2 separate regions of the Homo sapiens genome follow, and region 2 is linked to region 1. Evidence: chromatin loops called from intact Hi-C (ENCODE). Cell type or tissue: thyroid gland. All regions are shown on one strand. Each heading gives the region's core, and the rest is flanking DNA. Links, peaks and the distances in the headings are about the cores only.

Region 1 (2,815 bases), core at 87-2,586:
TTTTTCTTGTTACTGTAGCAGTATTTTTATTAAATATATTTTTAAAAAGAAACAAACTCATTCTGTTGCCTTTTGTTTTCAGAACTCAAAGATCTTATAAATAGTGGCAACTTATAAATATACAAGTGGGCTGAGGGACTTTCACCCTCTAAAATGGATTCCTTTTAAATATAAACTAAGACTTCATGCAGATGGTTTGAGAATCATTTTTTGTGTTTGTTTAGACTTGAAGATTTCTTCTTCTTTTCTGTTTAATGTATTTTGTGGATTAGCAAACTCCATTTTTTTTCTTTTAAGAAAGTGTAAACTTCAGCGGAGGTTAGGTCAGAATTAACAGTGGACTTAAATCTGTGGGTTTTAAATTAATGGTGTTTTATTATATGGATTGAAAAAGTATGTAAGGGAGTAGCTTTTGGAAATGGCATGGCTTATCTGCCCTAAGTGCCTTTATGTTTCTCTTTATAGGTAATGCTGAAATCAGGCACAAACATACTCTACTGGAGAACTACAGGCATCCTTATGGGTTCTAAGGCGGTCAAGCCTGTGCTGGTAAAAAATATCACAATTGAAGGTATTTCATGGCATTCTGTTTTAGTAGTCACCAGTCACATCTTACAGTTAGTTAAAATATTTATTAAAGTTTTGGTTTGGCTGGCTCAAAGATTTATAGAACAGAAATTAATATGTTAGGGAATCATATAGGTCTGGAGACCCTGGTTTTACTCCCAAGAAATCGACAGTTGTTTTCTTTTTTTCTTGTACCCTTGAACTAAATTATTTAATCATTGCAAAAAAAGTAAACATGATGACAATTTTAGATGTCTGTAAACAAAAACAAAATGTCTCTGTGTTAATAAGACCCCATTATTCCTCCAAGAAATGTCTGTTGTGCCAGACATTGGGCTTACCAGGGAACTGATGACCTAGTCACTGCTATATCCATAAAAATAACAATAAACATCTTGACCTGACTCTTTCCTAAACCTTTTATGCTTCTCTGAGCCAACCGGGTAATTTCTGGCCCAGGAGAGCAGTCGGTGAACCCTGGCATGGTTCATTCTCAATTAGGAGTATTTTTCATTAAAGCAGTGATTCTCCTTTATTAAACTTTGGCTTACGTTTTAATATGTTCATTGTGGGCTTGTTCCTGTGAACAATGTGTTAACTCATTAGTCACTAGGACATCTGCTGGCAAAGACTGGAATTACAAACCAGAGGAGAAGTCAAGCCATTCCTAGGTCTTACCTGTGACTTAATAAGCAGTGGAAAAAAAAGGGAACAGGTTACCATAAGGATCAGATAATTATAGCCCTATAGAATTGGAGGGAACCTTAGGGTTTATCTCATTTTTGAGTTAGTGGAGTTGTCTTTTGACTGCTCAGTTAATACAAGTATTATACCTCTATGAAATCTTCATCTCTTATTTGTTTGCTGACTTGATTGTGCAGTTCCTTGTACACAATAAATGCTTTCTTAGTGCTGGATGAATAAGATAAAAGATTTGGGCTGACCTTACTGTTCATATATCTCCCTCACTTCTGGGTAGAAGCAGAAGTAGGTGCTGATTTGCTTATTGGTATTGGGTCCCCCTCCCATGCTCTGTTTTTCATTACTGCACAGGGGTGGCGTACACATCAGAATGTTTTCCTTGCAAGCCAGGCACATTCAGCAACAAACCAGGTTCATTCAACTGCCAGGTGTGTCCCAGAAACACCTATTCTGAGAAAGGAGCCAAAGAATGTATAAGGTGTAAAGACGACTCTCAATTTTCAGGTAGAACTAGTTTATACTCTGCTTTTTTCTTTCTAAATGTATGTTGGTCAAGTGTACATTTATAAACCAGAAGTCACCCATAAAGTATGACAGCAGTGGTGCCTGAAACCAAAGTGCTGGAGTGAATTGATGTTGAATGGATAAAATATGACATCTTATCCGTTTCTGCATGACTTTCCCCAGTATAGGTCTGTGATTTGTTTTTCTATTCCACACCCCACAGGTAGCTGCTATGGATATGTTTATACTAATCTAAAAATGTTTATACTTTTACATGATTTGTTGGTGTAGAGACGTATATAGAAACTTTTAATTTGTTCCAAATTTCCAATGTATAGTGATGATGGAAGAAATCTAATATCTTCTGGGAAAAACTGTGATATACTACTCCATGTGTATCATAGAAACACTTATTGCTCTAGGGAAAATAAAAATGTAGGCATTTATTTTCTTTAGACCTAGGTAGTTCTACCTAAATTGCCCTGGTAAGTTTATTTGTACTTTTTAGTTGCTTTTTCTGTTTTGCTTTTTTGCCTTTTCTTAGAGTTGCAAAATAATTGACCCATTTCTGAAACGCTTTTTTTATGTTGCAGAGGAAGGATCCAGTGAGTGTACAGAGCGCCCTCCCTGTACCACAAAAGACTATTTCCAGATCCATACTCCATGTGATGAAGAAGGAAAGGTACCAGCAGTGTTGCATCAACTCCATCCCATATTTTTGCAACCTTCTTTCCAATTTGAGCAGACTCTAATTTGTTCGTGAGAGATATTTATGACACACGTATGTAAGTGTAAAGAGGAAATTTTAGAGTTTAGGGTTTGAAGTCTGCCTTCCTGGCTTTGAATTTCACATATACCATTAAGTCCTGTGGGCAACTTATTTGATGTCTCTAGGCCTCAATTTTTTTATTTGTATAATATGGATGATATTGGCACCTACTTTATAAAGCTGCTATAAGAACATTCAAGATATTTAATGTAAAGTTCCTAGCCCAGTGCCTGTCACATAGTGCTCAATAAATTACTGCTACTTTTAACAGTT
Region 2 (2,815 bases), core at 62-2,561, 300 kb before region 1:
GTGTCAGATGGGAGACAGAAGTGTCATGAGAGTGTTTCCAAATTACCTAGAGCCTCTCTTACTGGTAGGAATGTGTTATACAAGGAGAGAGAACCACTGGGTTACCTAAATTATAGTAAATTATACAAATACTATGTAATTATTAAAATGTATGATATATAGCTATATTGAGTTGTATTCTAGAACAGTATCTTTCAAATTCTTTTGACATGACCTATATTAAAAAATAAACATTTTACATCTCAATCTTGGCCATCCTTTAAAGGCTGAATAGCTAGTTCCCTCTAATATAGCTGTGTTAGTTGTTTACAATGGGTGTCTATGCCTATGTTATTTGACCCACATTAGATTAGATTAGGCATAACATATGCCTATGTTATGTTATGCCTATGTTATGATATTTGAATATCACATATTTAGGTTGGTCCAAAAGCAACTGTGGTTTTTGACATTTTTTAAACTGCAATTGCTTTTGCACCAAATACATTTATATGCACGCACTCGCGCACACACACACACACACATACATCTAAAACAAAATTTCATGAAACAATACTCAATCTTTGTTTTTTGTTTTTTGTTTTGTTTTGAGACGGAGTCTCGCTCTGTTGCCCAGGCTGGAGTGCGGTGGCGTGATCTCGGCTCACTGCAAGCTCCGCCTCTGGGGTTCACGCCATTCTCCTGCCTCAGCCTCCCGAGTAGCAGGACTGCAGGCGCCCGCCACCACGCCCGGCTAATTTTTTTTTTTTTGTATTTTTAGTAAAGACGGGGTTTCACCGTGTTAGCCAAGATAGTCTCGATCTCTCGACTTCGTGATCGGCCCGCTTCGGCATCCCAAAGTGCTGGGATTACAGGCGTGAGCCACCGCGCCCGGCCAAAATAATACTCAATCTTAATAAATGAGATGCACTCTTATATCTTTCCATTTCATTATTACAATTCTGGACCAAATGTATTGTTGTCAACTGCTCGTTGATTTCATCATCCTAAGTTAACGTACCCATAGTTTGAAAACAATCCTGGAAGAAAATTATGGCTCTTGTAATACTGAAAATGTCCACGAGAGGGCACCACAATTCTAGCCAGACACATAATATACCAAGGGATCTCCACTGGGAAGGGCAGGAATGTTGACCCTTGCAGGGCACAGTCCAACCAGGGTAGCCAGTCTCTATCTTGACCAATCACCTATCAAAACGCCTGATGCAAAAAAACTTTTTTGATAAAGAGGCTGTCAGGGTCCATCAGAGTCTCTGTGTCATGAATCTGAAATCGAACATGCAGAAAGATTTTATGTGGTTGACAGAGTAGGCAAAAGGTAAAAGTCCTTGAGATAAGGAGAGGCTAGAATGGTAATAATGGGTCATTTATAAGCTAAAGGTTTCAATAAGTTGAGGTTATGGGAAAATAGAAGCTATGAATAAGCAAGAGATATAAGTGGGGGAAAGACACAGGACTGGAAAGCCTGTTGACAGGAAGAGATAGGCATTACTGTGTAATCACATTAATGGCAAAACCCTAGGGTCAGGCCCCAGACTCCTGCTGCCAGCAGCTTCAGTCTGTAAAGGACAGGCTGACTCCCTTTTTAATGCAACTGGTGATTTTATAATAAGTTCACTTTGATGCTCATTTACCATTCTGAAAACCCCAGGGCCCTTAAGAATTATGCAAAATCTACTTTACCTTTGCTCTATAAATGGAACAACAAAGCCAGAGTGACAGTAAATCTGTTTACAGCATCGTTTCCTGAATATTTTAAGCCCACTGTTGAGATCTACAGCTTAGAAAAAGAGACTCCTGTCCAAATATTAATGTTCATTGACAATGAACCTGGTCAAACAGACTTCTGGTGAGATATACAAGGAGATGAATGTTATTTTCATTAAAATACACCTCAATCCATGGGCTGCAGGATGGATGCTGCTAACACAACATCCATTCTGCAGCCCATGGATTAAGGGATATTTTTGACTTTCAAGTATTATTATTTAAGAAATACATTTTATAAGGCTACAGCTGCCATAAATAGTGATCCCTCTGGTGGATCTGGGCAAAGTCAATGAAAACCCTGCTGGAAAGGACTCATCATTTTATTCTATTTTATTATTTTTTCTCACACAGAAAGACAGCATGGATTTATCATTTTAAATGCCATTAAGAATATTTGTGATTCATTGGGAGGAGGTCCAAAAATCAACGTTAACAGGAGTTTGGAAGAAGTGGATTCCAACCTTCATGAATGATTTGGAGGGGTTCAAGACTTCAGTGGGGGAAATAACTGCGGATATGGTAGAAATAGCAAGAGAACTAGAACTAGAAGGGGATCGGAAGATGTGACTGAATTAATGCAATATCATGATCAATAAATGGGAGTTGCTTCTTATGGATGAGCAAAGTGGTTTCTTGAGATAGAATCTACTTCTGGTGAAGATGCTATAAACATTGTTGAAATGACAACAAAGGATTTAAAATATTACATAAACTTAGTTGATAAAGCATTGGCAGAGTTTGAGAGGTTTGACTCCAGTTTTGAAAGACATTCTACTATTGGTAAAATGCTATCAGATAGCATCACATGCTTCAGAGAAATCTTTTGTAAAAGGGAAAGTCAATTGATGTGGCAAACTTCATTATTGTTTTAGTTTTAGAAAGTGCTAAACTTTAGTGCCGCCCTAACCTTTAGTACCGCCACCCTGATCAGTCAGGAGCCATCAACATTGAGGCATAACAAGCAAAAAGATTACTGAAGATCACTACCGGCTCAAATGATAGCATATTTTAGCAATACAGTAATTTAAAATCAAGGTATGTGCAT

What was found. Hi-C counts contacts between places; a loop is a spot of excess contacts. Peaks named below come from ENCODE experiments on the same cell type or tissue, not always from the same donor. Only the 100,000 strongest peaks of a DNase experiment are listed, where the experiment ranks them.
Region 2: a loop joins it to region 1, with 5 times the contacts of the local background. A loop is called at or near these places in 100 of 110 quality-filtered maps.

The regions. Positions count from the first base shown.
Region 1 is chr7:86,937,766-86,940,580 of GRCh38, reverse strand. ELAPOR2 (endosome-lysosome associated apoptosis and autophagy regulator family member 2) reads left to right here. Exons shown (of 22, transcript NM_001142749.3): 6 at 466-571; 7 at 1,621-1,773; 8 at 2,367-2,455. Among named protein-coding and RNA genes, the nearest start is that of ELAPOR2, 120 kb to the left of the region's middle. In thyroid gland, for the core only: a CTCF peak has its summit at 1,196; a DNase peak (open chromatin) is centred at 1,160.
Region 2 is chr7:87,235,304-87,238,118 of GRCh38, reverse strand. No RefSeq gene overlaps it. Among named protein-coding and RNA genes, the nearest start is that of TMEM243, 17 kb to the right of the region's middle. In thyroid gland, for the core only: a CTCF peak has its summit at 1,058 (motif pointing right); a DNase peak (open chromatin) is centred at 1,098; H3K27ac peaks cover 282 bases.